Linked DNA regions of Homo sapiens: regions 2 and 3 are each linked to region 1. Evidence: chromatin contacts called from ENCODE Hi-C data. All regions are on one chromosome and are shown on one strand. Each heading gives the region's core, a stretch centred on a gene start or an enhancer-like site at or near the end of the contact. The rest is flanking DNA. Distances are from core to core; before and after follow the strand shown.

What was found. A loop is a pair of places that touch in the nucleus more often than their neighbours do. Pooled maps may share reads with other maps.
Region 2: a map with no recorded cell type shows a loop between it and region 1 (15-fold over the local background). The contact joins the enhancer-like site here to the promoter of LINC01923 in region 1. A Hi-C loop is called at or near these places in 2 of 37 single-sample maps with no recorded cell type and 4 of 50 pooled maps.
Region 3: a loop to region 1 is called in a pooled map, with 13 times the contacts of the local background. The contact joins the enhancer-like site here to the promoter of LINC01923 in region 1. A Hi-C loop is called at or near these places in 2 of 37 single-sample maps with no recorded cell type and 4 of 50 pooled maps.

Annotation. Positions count from the first base shown.
Region 1 is chr2:198,372,907-198,377,743 of GRCh38, reverse strand. LINC01923 (long intergenic non-protein coding RNA 1923) reads left to right here and starts at 2,647. Exons shown (of 3, transcript NR_110267.1): 1 at 2,647-2,861; 2 at 3,127-3,268.
Region 2 is chr2:197,887,101-197,891,937 of GRCh38, reverse strand. All of the region lies in intron 1 of PLCL1 (phospholipase C like 1 (inactive)), which reads right to left. Among named protein-coding and RNA genes, the nearest start is that of PLCL1, 85 kb to the right of the region's middle. RefSeq lists enhancers at 2,532-2,581, 2,842-2,931. Within about 2 kb of position 2,762, at least 2 of the 41 ENCODE cell types and tissues checked have a DNase peak (open chromatin) inside an H3K27ac peak, as active enhancers do.
Region 3 is chr2:198,002,594-198,007,430 of GRCh38, reverse strand. All of the region lies in intron 1 of PLCL1 (phospholipase C like 1 (inactive)), which reads right to left. Among named protein-coding and RNA genes, the nearest start is that of PLCL1, 200 kb to the right of the region's middle. RefSeq lists an enhancer at 1,914-2,103. Within about 2 kb of position 2,015, at least 2 of the 41 ENCODE cell types and tissues checked have a DNase peak (open chromatin) inside an H3K27ac peak, as active enhancers do.

The DNA.
Region 1 (4,837 bases), core at 1,398-3,897:
ATAAAAATTATTGCATCCAATATTGATTAAAGGCAAAAAGACCAATGTATTCAAAGTCAACTGAAGAAAACAAAGGGTGCAAACACAAGATAAAGTAGCATCACTTTGAGGAACTAATTTAAACCAGAAAGCAAGCTTTGAAACAGAAAAGACAAAATACAATTCAAATCCTGGCTGAGTTCCAAATTTGGACATAAATCCTTTCACAGATGATATGCTAAAATGGGTTTGTTCATTCAGCAACTATTACGAAGAGCCTACTGCATGTCAGTTATCTCTCTGGGCACTGGGGAAGCAAAAGCAGACACAACAGACAAAACCCCTGCCCTTTGGGGCGTACACATGGATGGCGACAAGAGATGATACACAGGTGAGAGATATGGCAAGTCAGATGGTGATAAGTGCCATGGAAAAAAATAAAGCCAGAAAGTTGTGTGAAATGCCGAGTCCACTAGGGAGGGTTGCTTTTTTTGTTTTTTTTTTTTTTAATACAGAGTCTTGCTCTGTCACCCAGGCTGGAATGCAGTGGCACAATCTTGGCTCACTGCAACCTCTGCCTCCTGGGTTCAAGCAATTCTCCTGCCTTAGCCTCCCGAGTAGCTGGGACTACAGGCGTGCACCACCATACCCAGCTATTTTTTGTATTTTTAGTAGAGACGGGGTTTCACCATGTTAGCCAGGCTGGTCTTGAACTCCTGACCTCAGGCAATCCACCTGCCTCGGCCTCCCAAAGTACTGGGATTACAGGTGTGAGCCACCGCGCCCAGCTGAGGGCTGCTATTTTTAAGAGTGGTCAGAGACACCTACGCAGTACATAGATGACTTTGGGGAAAGATATTATGCAAGTGAGGAAGTGAGTCATGAAGGTATCAGGGAAAGGAGCACTCTAGGAAGAGAAAATAACAAATCCCTTGGAGGCAGGGATTTTCCTGGATTATCAAGCAAGTGCAAAGTGGGACATGTGGCTGGCGTGAAGTGAGCCAGGGAGCAGAGTAAGGGAAGAAGCCAAGAGGCATCTCAGAGGTCAGATCCAGTAGAGCCCTGGTGTCATTAACAGCACTGTGGCCGTCACTCTGTTCCGTAGAGAGCCACTGGTGGGTTTTGAGAAAGGGACTGAAATGAACTGATATTTAACCTCTATGGATTTGATGTCGGTGTATTGGAGTGAGGAGAAATGGACACAGGAAATGATGACAGCGGCTTGGATTACTGTCTTAAAACTGAGGTTTTATCCTGAGAAAATTCCCTTTTCTAAGACAGGAAGGACTGTTAAGAAGTGGCCTGTTTTGTGAGATTAGGATGGAGATCAGTTTGAGAAGCCCGTTGGACATCCAAACAGCAATGTCCAGTGAAAAAGAAGTTAAATACACATGCCAGGAGTTGAGGGAAGTAGTCCTGGCTGGAAAGAAAAAATTGGGATTTTTCAGAATATAGACAGTATGTAAAGCCTGAGAGATGAGATTAACCTAGAAAGCGAGTGTAGAGAGAGACACCTGAGCTTCCCTGGGTTCAAGAAGATGAGATACAGGCTGGGTGTGGTGGCTCACACCTGTAATCCCAATACCTTGGGAGGCCAAGCTGGGAGGATTGCTTGAGTCCAGGAGTTCCAGACCAGCCTAGGCAACACAGCAAGATCCCATCTTCATTTAAAAAAATATATATTTTTTAAGCTTTTTAAAAGAAGATGAGACACAGCTAGCAAAGGAGTGGAATAAGAGCTGCTGGTGAGGGAGGAAGACAACCAGAGCCATGTGAAAGAAATCATTTAAAGAGGAGTGAGTGATCCCCTATGGGGAAAAATAAAATGCTGCTTCTATGTCAATCAAGATGAGGGCTGAGTCACTGTATAGGAGGCAGCAATAAAAAAAATAAAGTAAAAGATGAGGGCTGAGGACTGACCATTAGGTTTAGCATCATGGAGGTCCTTGATTTTAGGAACAGAGCATCAGTGGAGCAGGAAAGGAAAGAAGGAGGGGTGGAAAGCCTAGGACATCAGATACAGACAGCCCTTTGAGAGGTTCTGCTCTAAAATGGACTGAAAAATGGCCAGGTGCGGTGGGGCATGCCTGTAGTCCCAGCTACTCGGGAGACTGAGGTGGGAGGATCCCTTGAGCCCAGGAGTTCAAGACCAACCCAGACAACATAGTGAGAGCCAGTCTCAAAAAAAATAAAATTAAATAAAAAATAAAATGAATTGAGAAATGGAGAGGCTGCAGGAGAAGTGGGGTGAAGAGAGATAGGAGAAATTACAGCAGAGAAAGGGAACGTTTGATGATAAGGAAAAGGACGAAGCAACTGCTGAAGTGGCATCCAGTGTCAGGCTCCAGAGGAGTGAGGGGCTCTCTGATCAAGAGGAGGGGCTGGTCTCAAAGAGGGTGAGTAGAGTACAACCATGGTAACAGCAGGACGCAGAAGCACTGGCACGGAGGCAAGTAAGAGGCTGAATGTGGAAAGTCAACCCCCAACGTGTTGGACCAGTTAATGCTGCTGGTCTCTCTGAGAGGTAACTATGGAAATCTATAATAAGCCAAAGCAGCTGCACCCACAGCTGATGTGAACCTGGAAGATACAGCCATGTGAGAGGACCACGTCATTATTATGGAAGGGGTTCTTAGAATTGCCACCCAAGTAGATTCTGTTGGAGATGGGAGGAGAAAGGGAGGAAAGGGAGTAGAGAAGGCCACACACAATCTTAAATTCAATATTTCACTCCCGTTAAAGATAAGCTGTTTATAAGCTCCAGTGTAGGGCATGTAATTCTATGTAAAAACTCTGTGGTTCCTCTTCCCACATGTAAATCATGATCACTCTACATTCTGCTCTCTGGGAGCCCTCAAGGCAAAGAGACAACAAGACTCGAGGTATAGTAATAAAAGTCTGGGTATTATAAAATCCACCCTGAGCTCCAAGAAAAGAATAGAAAGAAGGAAGCTCTGAAAAGTACTAATTTACCAAAGTTCAATGCAGTTTTGTAAATTTTTATTAACATCCTCGGAAATCCAAATGCCCATCTTGAAACTGAGGGTTTTTTTCCTCAATTATGGCTATATATGCTTTAAAGATAAACTATGAATTCTCTTTAAACTAAGTGCCTTGATAAAATAATGAGTATTAAATACATTTCAGACCACAGAAAGGACTTATCACAAGTCTTTGTGGTAGCTGAGGAGTGCCCCCTACAGACTGATATGCACAATGCAAGCAGATGAAGAGGAAAGAACTGAGCAGCAGTATTTCAGGATTCTCAATAAGGCATCAATGAAAAAAGGTAAGAAACCTTTGCTGAACAAAATGTGACACTAAAGGCTAGGAAATATATGGACACTATGAATTCTTGTTTTTACATATTTGTAAACAGCAAGAAATGAAAAACCTTTGTTTGGACTTTTCTTCTTTTTGACTCTCACCACCGATTGCCCGCAACTGAAGAATGTATTAGTAAAGTCTGTTTTGTTCTTTGGTTACTTCATATCAATATTTGAATACAAATGAAAATAGTAAAATAGTAAAAAAGATATTTTATTCTGCTGTGCAAAAACAACTACCTGGATTCAGAAATTATTTACTTCAGATGTCGGCAACAAAAATAAAACGTAACATATCTATTAAAATGAAGTTAAATGAATTCTAGTTTGAGGTTTTATTCCTTTTTGTAAAGACTCCACAGAGAAGTATTTGCCTTCTATGAATGTTATCGCTTAAAATGTTTATGTTTTTCAAACTAAAAATCACAAAAAGACATGAAAAACATATCCTATGTTTATGAATAGATTTAAAAATATATAAATCTATAAATGTCAAAATATATTACTACACTAAGATTCAATATTACACACTATATAAAATATATTACAATAATATTTGAGAGGCAGAAAGTTATATAGTATATAACCTCATCATAGTTAATAAATTTCATACATAACAATATATTCCAGTTTAATTTTCCATTTGTAAGAGAAAGGAGACAAAATATAATTCAAAACCTTTACATTTTTTATTAAAGATTTTTAGAAACGAATACTGGTGCAATTTAAATGTACCAATATGTTTGATGTCTTTAAGTTAAACTCAGAATTTTATAAATACTTAGCAATGGACAGAATAGTATTTATCCAAATTAACAGCCTTTTACATGATCTTTGAATAAATGTAGATCTTTGGAAAAATGCGTTTAACATCATAAAATGTTCATTTAGACTCAATTTCACATACACTCAGGAGATATACATAAATGTATGTGATTAAATTGATAAATTACACTTCCAAGCATTTTCATAAAGAATGTTTTTCACACTCAGAAAGAGACAATTAGGGTCATGTTTTGATGGCTTCTTTTTCTTATGGAATTTAATAAGATATAATCAAATATTTATATATTGCTTCTTCTAAAATTTTTTAAATTGCATAATAATGAAATTAGAAAATATATTCTTTCCTGTAGGTAATAAAAGCCAATGTACTTACAAAAAACTGCTTGCTATATTAATCTTCCTAAGTGTTCTGGTTATTGACCTAATAATCACAATTGTCTCTTCTTTCCCTCTTCTAATAATATATACATGATGCATTCAGATGTTAAAATGCAGCACTTGTGGAAATGTCTGTTAAAAAATATTAACATATAGGCCCCAAAAATGTATAGTACATTCGAATTAATGAAACTGACTGTTTTTACATGTAATTAACCTCTTGAATGCACTCACTCTCATTATAGAATCCTTGCCAAAATGCAGTATTGCATTTTGGAAGGAATGAAGGGGAAGGGGAGGAGAGGGGAGGGGAGAGGAGAGTAGGGGAGAAGAAAGAAGGAAGAGAGAAAGAGGAAGACAGAGGGAAG
Region 2 (4,837 bases), core at 1,513-4,012, 490 kb after region 1:
CACATCTACTCCTGTGTAGTGCACAGATTAGGGCCCTCAACATCATTTAGGAGCTTGTTAGAAAGGCAGAATCTCAGATCCTAACCCTGAACTATCAAGTAGGAATGTATATTTTCACAAGATTCCAGGTAATTCATAAGCACATTCAAGTTTGGGAAGCACTGAACACTGCCCGGCCAGCACTTAGTTTGATTTATTGTTGATAAAAATAACCAGCAAAACAAAAATGTATTACCTCTGCACAAGAAGCTGGGAAAACATTTCCATAATACTCTCCCTGTCAGATTAGCTTATCTCAAACACAGTTCTAATCATGACATTCAAAACCTTCAATGACTTCACCTATCAAAAAAAAAAAAAAAATCTAAAGCCCTCAGTATGACAGTCAAGCTCCTCCAGTATCTGGCAATAATCCCCTTTCCAATTCCACCTTAGCCCCTTCACACGCCCAATGTCTGTTTCTCAAAGTGTCAAGAGCAGGTCACCTGCAACAACAGGACCACCTGAGGCCCCACCCTTGACCTTCTGAATCATGCTCTCTGGGAGACAGAACTGGGATGGAGCAATCTTAATCACTCTCCCAGGTGATTCTTGGGAAACAACTGCTTATGCTTTAAGACTGTCTCATCCTTGGTCAAATTTCTCAGTGTAACCACACAGAAGGGGTCACTCCATCCTTAGTGTGAACATGGGCCTATATGTGGCTCTGTTGTTGTCCACCTCACACAGTATTGCAATTACATGTTTCCATGCCTGTTTCCTCTTTCAGTACCTAAATGTAGGAGATGCATGCTATGTATCTCTGTATCTCCAACACCTAGCACATCCTTGACAGAGTAGGTGTTCAATAGTTGCTGATTTACTATAGCATTACTTATACTAAGTAAAAAAAAAAAACTTTTGAAGCAACCTAAAACTCTATCCTTTGGAATCTACCTAAATTAATTACAGTACAACCATCCAGTGGAATATGCATTCATTAAAAATGACATTGATTATTTATTGATTGGAAGGATACCCAGGATATATAGATACACATATATATGCGTGCATATATATATGCATATATGTATATATACACATATATATGCGTGCATATATATATGCATATATGTATATATACACATATATAGCAAATATATATATACATATATACATATATATGTGTATATATGTATATATACATACGTATACATATATACGTACATATGCATATATACGTATATGTGTGTGTGTATATATATATATATATATAGCAAAAAAATAAAAAAGCCAATTGCAGCATAAGTCTATAATGATCCTGGAGAATATACACCAAAATGTTAACGGTGGTTATCTCTGGGTGGTAGGTTTATGAATAACATTTATTCTCTTCTTTATTTCTTAATTTGAATTTTGTATAATAAGCATGTATATCTTTTTTACATTTTAAAGCTTTTCCCATTTTAAATGCTTAGGGAATAAATGCTGTTACAGTAAATGATGGCTTCATTTATTCTCCTTCCAAGGACAGGGATTTCCAAAGGTTGGCAGTGATCCAAAGGTTGGTGTTGCTGCTAAGAGGGAGAAGAAGAAAGTAGGAAATGGGTTGTCCTTAGCAACTGGCTCTCACAACTGTTCCTCCTACTGTCTGGGATTCATACGAATATTTAAATAGCCTTAAATATCTTATCTCATAACACTTTTCTAATAAGAACTGTGGCTTCCAGTGGAAATGATATAGCTCAATTTTGACAATACCAATTAGTTTCAGCATAAAGAAACTATCTGTTGTCAATTTTTTCAGTTGTGAAAATCAGCTTCCAAACTCATTTCACCTTCCCTGTTGGCTCTTCTCTCACCTTTCAAAGTGTTCACTGTCCAAGATGAATTTATTAAATACTGTCTTATTCTATTTAGCATGATACCAAAGCTGCGTATGCAAGCTGATGTCAATGACCTTCTCTTACTATCACCAAATTGGGGCACTGCTTCTGCTATAAGAAAGATGAATGGGGAGGTGGAGGGATATCTCTAGTCTTTTTTCTTATACTATATAAGAAACCTACAAGCAACTTTCATTTCAATTAATATTTTACATGAACTCAAGATAGCTTAAAGAAAAATAAATTAAAATTAAAATCACACCAACCACAGGAAGAACATGTCAATTTATTGGTATTTATTTCCTTAATTTTAACATTTAGCCTAAAACACAAACAAAACTAAGATTTGCAAGAAAAAAAAACTGAAATAAATTTGCTAGCCATGCTAGGATTTTATTATAGTTTGGATCAACTTTGAATGCTTTAAATATATATTATGCTTGAATATCAACAGAAAAAATGTGTGTTGGTGTAGCCTAAAAACTTGAACATATTTGCTTCTTGGGTTCTTCTAAAATGTCCTTACTCTATGAAAACCTGAAGTAAATCGGAGAAAAAAGTTTAAAATGTTTGACAGAATATTAAAACTCAGTGTAAGCAGAAGTATAGGAAGAGCTTTTAAAGCCTGTTTTTTTTTGGTTAAAGCAGCTCAAAATCATATCTCCAAAAGAGCAGAGTTTGAGTACAACTTATTTCCCTCTAGGCTAGAAAACCATGGCTGTTCATTTAACAAGTTTAAGGAGTATAGCTAGTGTCATAAACCCCAAACATGTAGCAGAAATGCAACCTATGCATCCAAATGACATAGGACAGTGAAAGGGGCCCTACACTGGGAGACAGGAGACAGAAAATTTCTTCCCTTTTGTTCTGCAATGGCCACATGACTCACTAGTCACTATGCTTCTCGGAATTTCTCACTTCCTCATCTGTAAAAACAAGCCCGGGGCTAGATGATGTCTAGGTTGTTTCCAGATCAAAAATTTTTAAAGCTCTAATTCTACACATTCACTTTACACATATACAAAACTGAAAACATTCTATTTTTATGATCTAAAAAAACTGCAAATAAAAGAACTGCATTTTAGCAAATTTTTCCACTGACATTTTGAAAAAGGAAATAAGATTTAGCCTTATCATTTTAATATAATTAATTTACTTTTCAATACTAGTATCATATAATCCTTTATTACTCATTAGCATTTAATAATCATATCTTTTATTTCTAATTCCAATATTAGAAAGAAATTTGTCTTCCTTAATTATGGAATCAGCAGGAATCATGAGATATGCTAACAGCAGAAAAACATCTGAAATATAAAAATTAGTTTTGTCTTTCAAAAAATAATTGAAGACAGAAATTTCTATTTCCTGAAGTATTGTATTCCAATATGCAAGATAGTTCAGTAATAAAAACTAATATTCACTTAGTCTTATGTATAGAGCACTTTAACATGCATGATGTCACTAAATCTTTATGACTCTATGAGGAAGTATTGTAATTATCCTCACTCTATAGTTGAGGAAACTGAGGTCTCCTGACATTAAGTGATTGTCCAGGATCATAAAGCTAGAAAGCCCCAGCTCCATGACTCAACCTCTGACCTTTTCTCTCAATTTCTTGCTCTCTCTCCATGCTGTTCTGCCAGTTCATAAGCCCTTAATGTTTCTAATGAAGCCCACTTTCACCTAATTTAATGTAGACGGTTGCTCATAAACACCATAACAATTAACTGGGAACAAATATTTGAAACACATATGGCAGAAAGGGTTAATTACCTATCTTTAACATATGAGGAATCTTTACAAATTAAAAAAAAGAAAAGAAAAAGACCAACAATTCAATGAAGTTAGGTGAGAAATACAACCAGAGAGTTTACACACAAAAAAAATTATTGCTAATAGCTTTGAAACACTTGGGGGGAAAATGCTCAATCTCAATTAAATGACCGCTAGTAAAAATAAGATTTTTTCCTTTTTTTTTTTCAGACAGTGTCTCACTGTCGCCCAGGCTAGAGTCCAGTGGCACAATCACAGCTCACTGCAGCTTCAACCTTCCAGGCTCAAACAATCCCCCTACTTCAGCCTCCCAAGTACCTGGGACCAGAGCCACACACCACCGCACTTAATTTTTGGTAGAGACAGGGTCTCACTATGTTGCCCAGGCTGGTCTCGAACTCCTGAGCTCAAGTGATCCTCAGCCTCCCAAAGTGCTGGAATTACAGGCATGAGCAACTGAGCCAGGCCTTTTCCCTATCTTATTAACAAAACTTTTTAAATTGTTCATGTGCTTGTACATAGAGTATGAAATAATAGACACTGGAGACTCGGAATGGTGGGAGGGAATGAGGCATGAGAAATTACTTAATGGGTACAAAGTATGGGTGATGGCTACACTAAAAGCCCAGATTTCACGATTACCAATATATTCATGTAACATAACTGTGCTTGTACCTCTGAAATTTATACAAATCAACAATATTTTAAAATAAGATCAAAATTTTTCATATACCGAATTGACCATGGTATAGGAAAAAGTTACTCTCATATACCATCAGTGGGGAGTGCATGTGTTAAAAGTTTTTTGAGGGCGATTTTACAATATTTAGCAGAACTAAACACAGCCTTAAACACAGCAATTCCTCTCCTTGGAATTTGTTATTTATTTTATTTATGTGAGCAAAGAAAAAAATGATCATCTTGTAAAAGATGTTCCTAAGAGCATCAGCTATTACAGCAAAATACTGAAGACAACTCAAATGTCTCCCCTCCCTCAGAATTAACTGAATTTGGGGTACTTCATACAATAAAACACTACACTCCAATGTAAAACAGTATGCTTTTTTTAAAAAGCAGAATATATTGTAGTTTACTCCTCATTTGCCTATGAAAAATATACATGGAGATCACACCCAAAGATCTGAGATGGTATATGCTTAATAAAATATGTCTGGAAAGATACGCAAGAAATTCCC
Region 3 (4,837 bases), core at 766-3,265, 370 kb after region 1:
CTATTCTGTATGAGTTTGTGATAGCCAAAACAACCATAAAATATAACTAAACAGCCAGTAGGTTATCAGAAGTGAATAAAAACAAACAAGAGGGGGGTGGGGTGGTTAAAACACATTTTGACTCAATTTTTAGTTGCCAATTTCTAGATTTCCAATGAGTTTTATTTTTTATCATGTGTAGTGAGCTCAATGCTGATCCCCAAAGATACTCATTTCCTGGAAAAGCAGATCATTGTGCATATTATAGCTTCTTCTATGTGTCATGATCTGATCCTATTTTTTAATTAAAATACCACATCATCAATATTGAGGAACATTTTTAAATCCAGCCATCCAAAGCAACAGTTGTTTTCATTCACAACTTCTAATCCTTATTTTCATGAATCTGTTTCTGTAATCTAAAGATTACCTTCTAATCTTATCTTCATGAATCTGTTTCTATTTCATGGTATCTACACACAACAAGCTGCTCACTTGGTATTGCAGAGATATAGGGGTGACTATCGCTCACCTAAAGAACCTTCCTAGGAAAATGAAAGCAGGTGCCTTTAGAAACTGGTAAAAGGTTTTGGGCACAGCTCAGTTTCTAGAAGGCAGATCAACAATCATTCCACAGGGTCCTTTGCAGCAAAGGCAGCTTTCTGTTGCTCCAAAGGGCACTAAAGTAAGAAAAATGCTCTAGTCTCATTCTTGAAATATTAACACTACAGAGACAGAAGCCCAGAGCACAAAGACAGAATCTTGGCTATATATCAGCAGCCTCTCCAGGAAGAGAATCCTTCATCACATTATGTACACCCACCAAAGGTTCCAGACTATTGGGAAAATTTAGATTCTAAAAATATATGTGGCAAAAATAAACTGCGAATAAACATAAATATAAACATTATACATGCAATGACTAAAAACATGGGGGAAATGAGGCAACACGCCTCCAGAGTTCTTAAGAGGAAAATTCCACTCTGGTAGGGCATTTGGGACATATATATATACTCCAAAAGTTATACTTCCTTTACCTGAAATTCAAATTTATCTTGATGCCTTGTATTTCCATTTACCAAATCTAGCAACCCTACCCTATTGTACCAAAAATTAATTTAGCCTTAGGTATGCAAGCACACATGCCCACACACATACACATTAAATGGGATGAAAGGAGCTGCCCATCTTCAGAAAATTAATGCCATTATCACTCAACAATAATGATAACTTACTTCTGCATCAAAACATCACAAACTTCATTTTCTCATGTTTTATGTCAACAGACTTCTCACCCTGTCTTTTAACAACTCCAGTCCTTTTATGTTGTTTCCCTAGAAGGGAAGAAACTGGTGAACTGTCCCTCTTTTCTCTTAGCTTAAAATATCCTTTTCTAGATACCTAGGAATCATCTCTGAATATATTAAGCCTCCTTCAGCTGCTGGCCTAAGTGCCTTAATCAGCATTCCTATTTCAACAAGGATTTATTAAGCAGTTATTATATTCACACATTAACTGTGTTATCAAGATGTGGATGTCCCCATTTTTTTAATTAGAAAAGGAAAAGTCTGAGTGGAAGAAATGTGCACTGTTTGCTCAGCTAAAAAGAAGTCCTCAGTCCCCTTGCATCTTTCAGCACCGCCTTTTGTGATATCGGCTGTCCACGGCCTCCCTGCCCCTGTCACCAGCCTTGCCTCTCCACCTCAGGCGAGTTGCCTGCAACCCTTTGCCTCTGCCCAGTTAACCAGTCTCAGCCTTCCCTGACCACCGCCCACACCTGTTACACATTCACAGTGCCGCATACTTTTTTATTGCAGTCTGCCCGTCAACACTGAGGTGAGTCTTTAATGAATGTCTGCCTTCCCCTCAAGACTATAATATCCTTGTGAACAGGACTGCAGGACCTAACACAGGGTCTAACATAGGGTAGGCAGTCAGTAAATATAATGCAATGAAGAAACTGAAGTGTGAAAGAAAGACTTCTTGAACACTAGCCTGGAGGGACTTTCCAGGCACGATGTGCAGTTTCCATTTCAAGGCCTCAAAGAGAACTTTCCTTTGCCATCAACAGAGTGAGCATGATCTGTGAATGGATGGCTGGAGATCATATTAACCCTGGTACAAGAAGGGCATTTTCACCTTTGAAATCTGCTGGTGAATTTGCCATAATTTCACATCTTTTTTACTCATTGCCTATGCAGGGAGATAAAGCGTATATCTCACTGCCCCTATCACTTAGCACTCGGAAAATCTTGAAGTGAAGTTCTAAGTTAACACACATAAAGAAGGAGAAATAAAGGAGGGTGGAAGTGAGGGAGCGAGGGTGGAAGGAAGGAAAGTTTAAAAAGAAAATCCTTTAAAAACTCACCTCCCTACCCTGCCTTGTCTGAATATTTTATTTTCACTAAGCTATCTTAGGAACCGAAAGCTAGAAAATGACTATTTCTAGATGTGTTAATGGCCTCATGATTTCCTTTCATGTTCTGCAGCAGCAGCTAAATTAGCAGTAAGCACTTTTATGTTCATTGGCTAAGTTGGACCTTTTTAAGAACCTAAAATTGAAAACAGAACTTAAATTTCAAATAGTCTGACATGGCAAGTCTATTTTCATTCAAAATACTTCTTATACAAAAAGATGCAGGAGGCGTTTATCCTGACCAAAAATGCTATAATTTCATATTTTTTGGCATATGAGACTGAAATATGTTTAGATACTTAGGTTTTCAATGTTGGAATATTTTTCTTAAGTCTATTCTTTCCAGTATTTAAGATTTATTAACAAAAATGTGTAACAGTACTCATCTAATTCTTAGATTTATTATTTAAATATGACCACCCTAGACTTTATAAACAATACTGACTACTAAATCTTTGTATTTCTTTCAAGAGCCACAAAGTTTTTTTTAACCAAATACATCACGAACTTGACTTGGACACACATTCTACAGATAAGTTAGCCAGAGCCTCTTTAGAATTAATGTTGGAAGTAAGCCTAAGTCATATCAGTAGGACACAGTCAATGCAATAAAGATATTCATTCAAAGAGTACCCCCAAATGACAAATTCATTCAGAATGTTTTAATCAGTTAAATGTTCCCTGGCATTGGCACATGCAAGTGATCCATCAAGGAACTGAATGACTAATCCACTAAACTTCCCTGTAACTCTTCTCAATCTTTCCTGAAAGCAAAAAGAAGAGTAATTTAAATGAACCAAGTGTTTAAGATCTATTGAGTTTCCACAAAAGGCTAGCTACTGAGCAGAACATTTGTAGAAATTGGCCCAGCTTCCAGACTTGCTTTTAAAAAAAAAAGCTAAATATATTACATTGAATCCTTAAATAATGTTTAAAGTTTAATTTAATATATAGGAATATAGCAGTGAAATGACAGTTTACTTTCAGTTTTTAATTACCCTATAAGTTGAATAACTTATTCAAATAAGAATTTCTGGTCCTATGCATGCATTGAATAATATTAATCACTTCACTTTGAGGCATAAATTAAGCCACAGACTTGGTCAAGTTCCTTCTAATGGATTCTCTAATTAGGATATTCAGTTTTGTGGTGGAAAGAGGTCTTGAGGAATAACCTCAATCCATCAACCTTTTTCAACCACAACACTTTGTAATAGTTCCACCTCCAGCTCAGAAGTTTTATGAAAATATTTGTATAGGTCTGTATAGAGAATGTACAGTGAGAAGTTATTTGCATAGACCATATATTCTTCTGCGTAGGCCATATATTCTTCTGCAAACCACTTTAATGATGACAGAGTGAGCATTAGCTAAAAATATTAAGCATAGGTTGAGCCAAAAAAAAGTATCTGAGAAGAAATTATCTGAAATACTAGAAGTTAGACGAGGTGAAATACATAGTTCTTCTGTCTTAAGTAGAAGGTCTAAAAGCTAGAAGCAAGAGTTCAAGTTTCTGGCTATCACTTCCTAAACTACAACTAAAGTCAACGAACCAATACAAGAGTCCAGCACATAATTCCAAGATGTGACAGGTCCAAGGATGGTTTTCATGCCTGGGTTCCATAAGGAGCATCTCTATTATTCACTAATATGCTCATAAGTGCAGAACTGTTTAGATCTGTCTTCCCTGCTCCCTATAGCTAATTCCTTCCTTGCCTAGCACTAGTTCAACCAATAAAGACTAAGTTAGCACAAAATGGCAAGAAGTGCCCCTTGTTTTTTAAGATATTAAAAAAAATTGTAAAGTAGTCTTAGTAGAAGTTTACATTAAGAATTATGTCTATTATTTAAAAACTCACATTATTAGTTAAAAAATTGTGATTGCTAAAGTTTTCTTATGAATTTCTTATGATTCTGTGTAGTTCATTTAGCATCTAGTATAAATACAGAGTATCTAACAACCTCTAAATCTAGAAGGGCGGACAGTACATCCATCTACTCCTTAGGGACCAATGAGAGCAGGTAGCTTCCAGAAGTTAATTGCTTAGAAATGGTAACATAGTTCACATAGAGGGCTGGAAATCCTGACAAATGATTGCAAATATGGGCTTCCCTTAAGCAGGATGATGACCAAATGTTTAACAAAGTGCATGGTAGAAGAGCAACCAAACAAAACAGATGCTCACTCAGAATGATGCTGGCCTACAGCAGTACCTTATGGTACCTGCCTGCAGAATACAGGTCCCACAAGGATGGACAGACCCTCAGGATACCAGAATCAATCCTAAAGAGCAGAACACTCAAGATCCCACAGCCTGGCACCTGTACATTTTTCTGGCCTTTTTAAAGCTTCACTGTTTAGCTTTTTCTGAGTTTATATGCATAAGAATCTTTACAATAACACCCTTCTTCCCCACAAGCTAAGTTACTGGAAATGAGGCT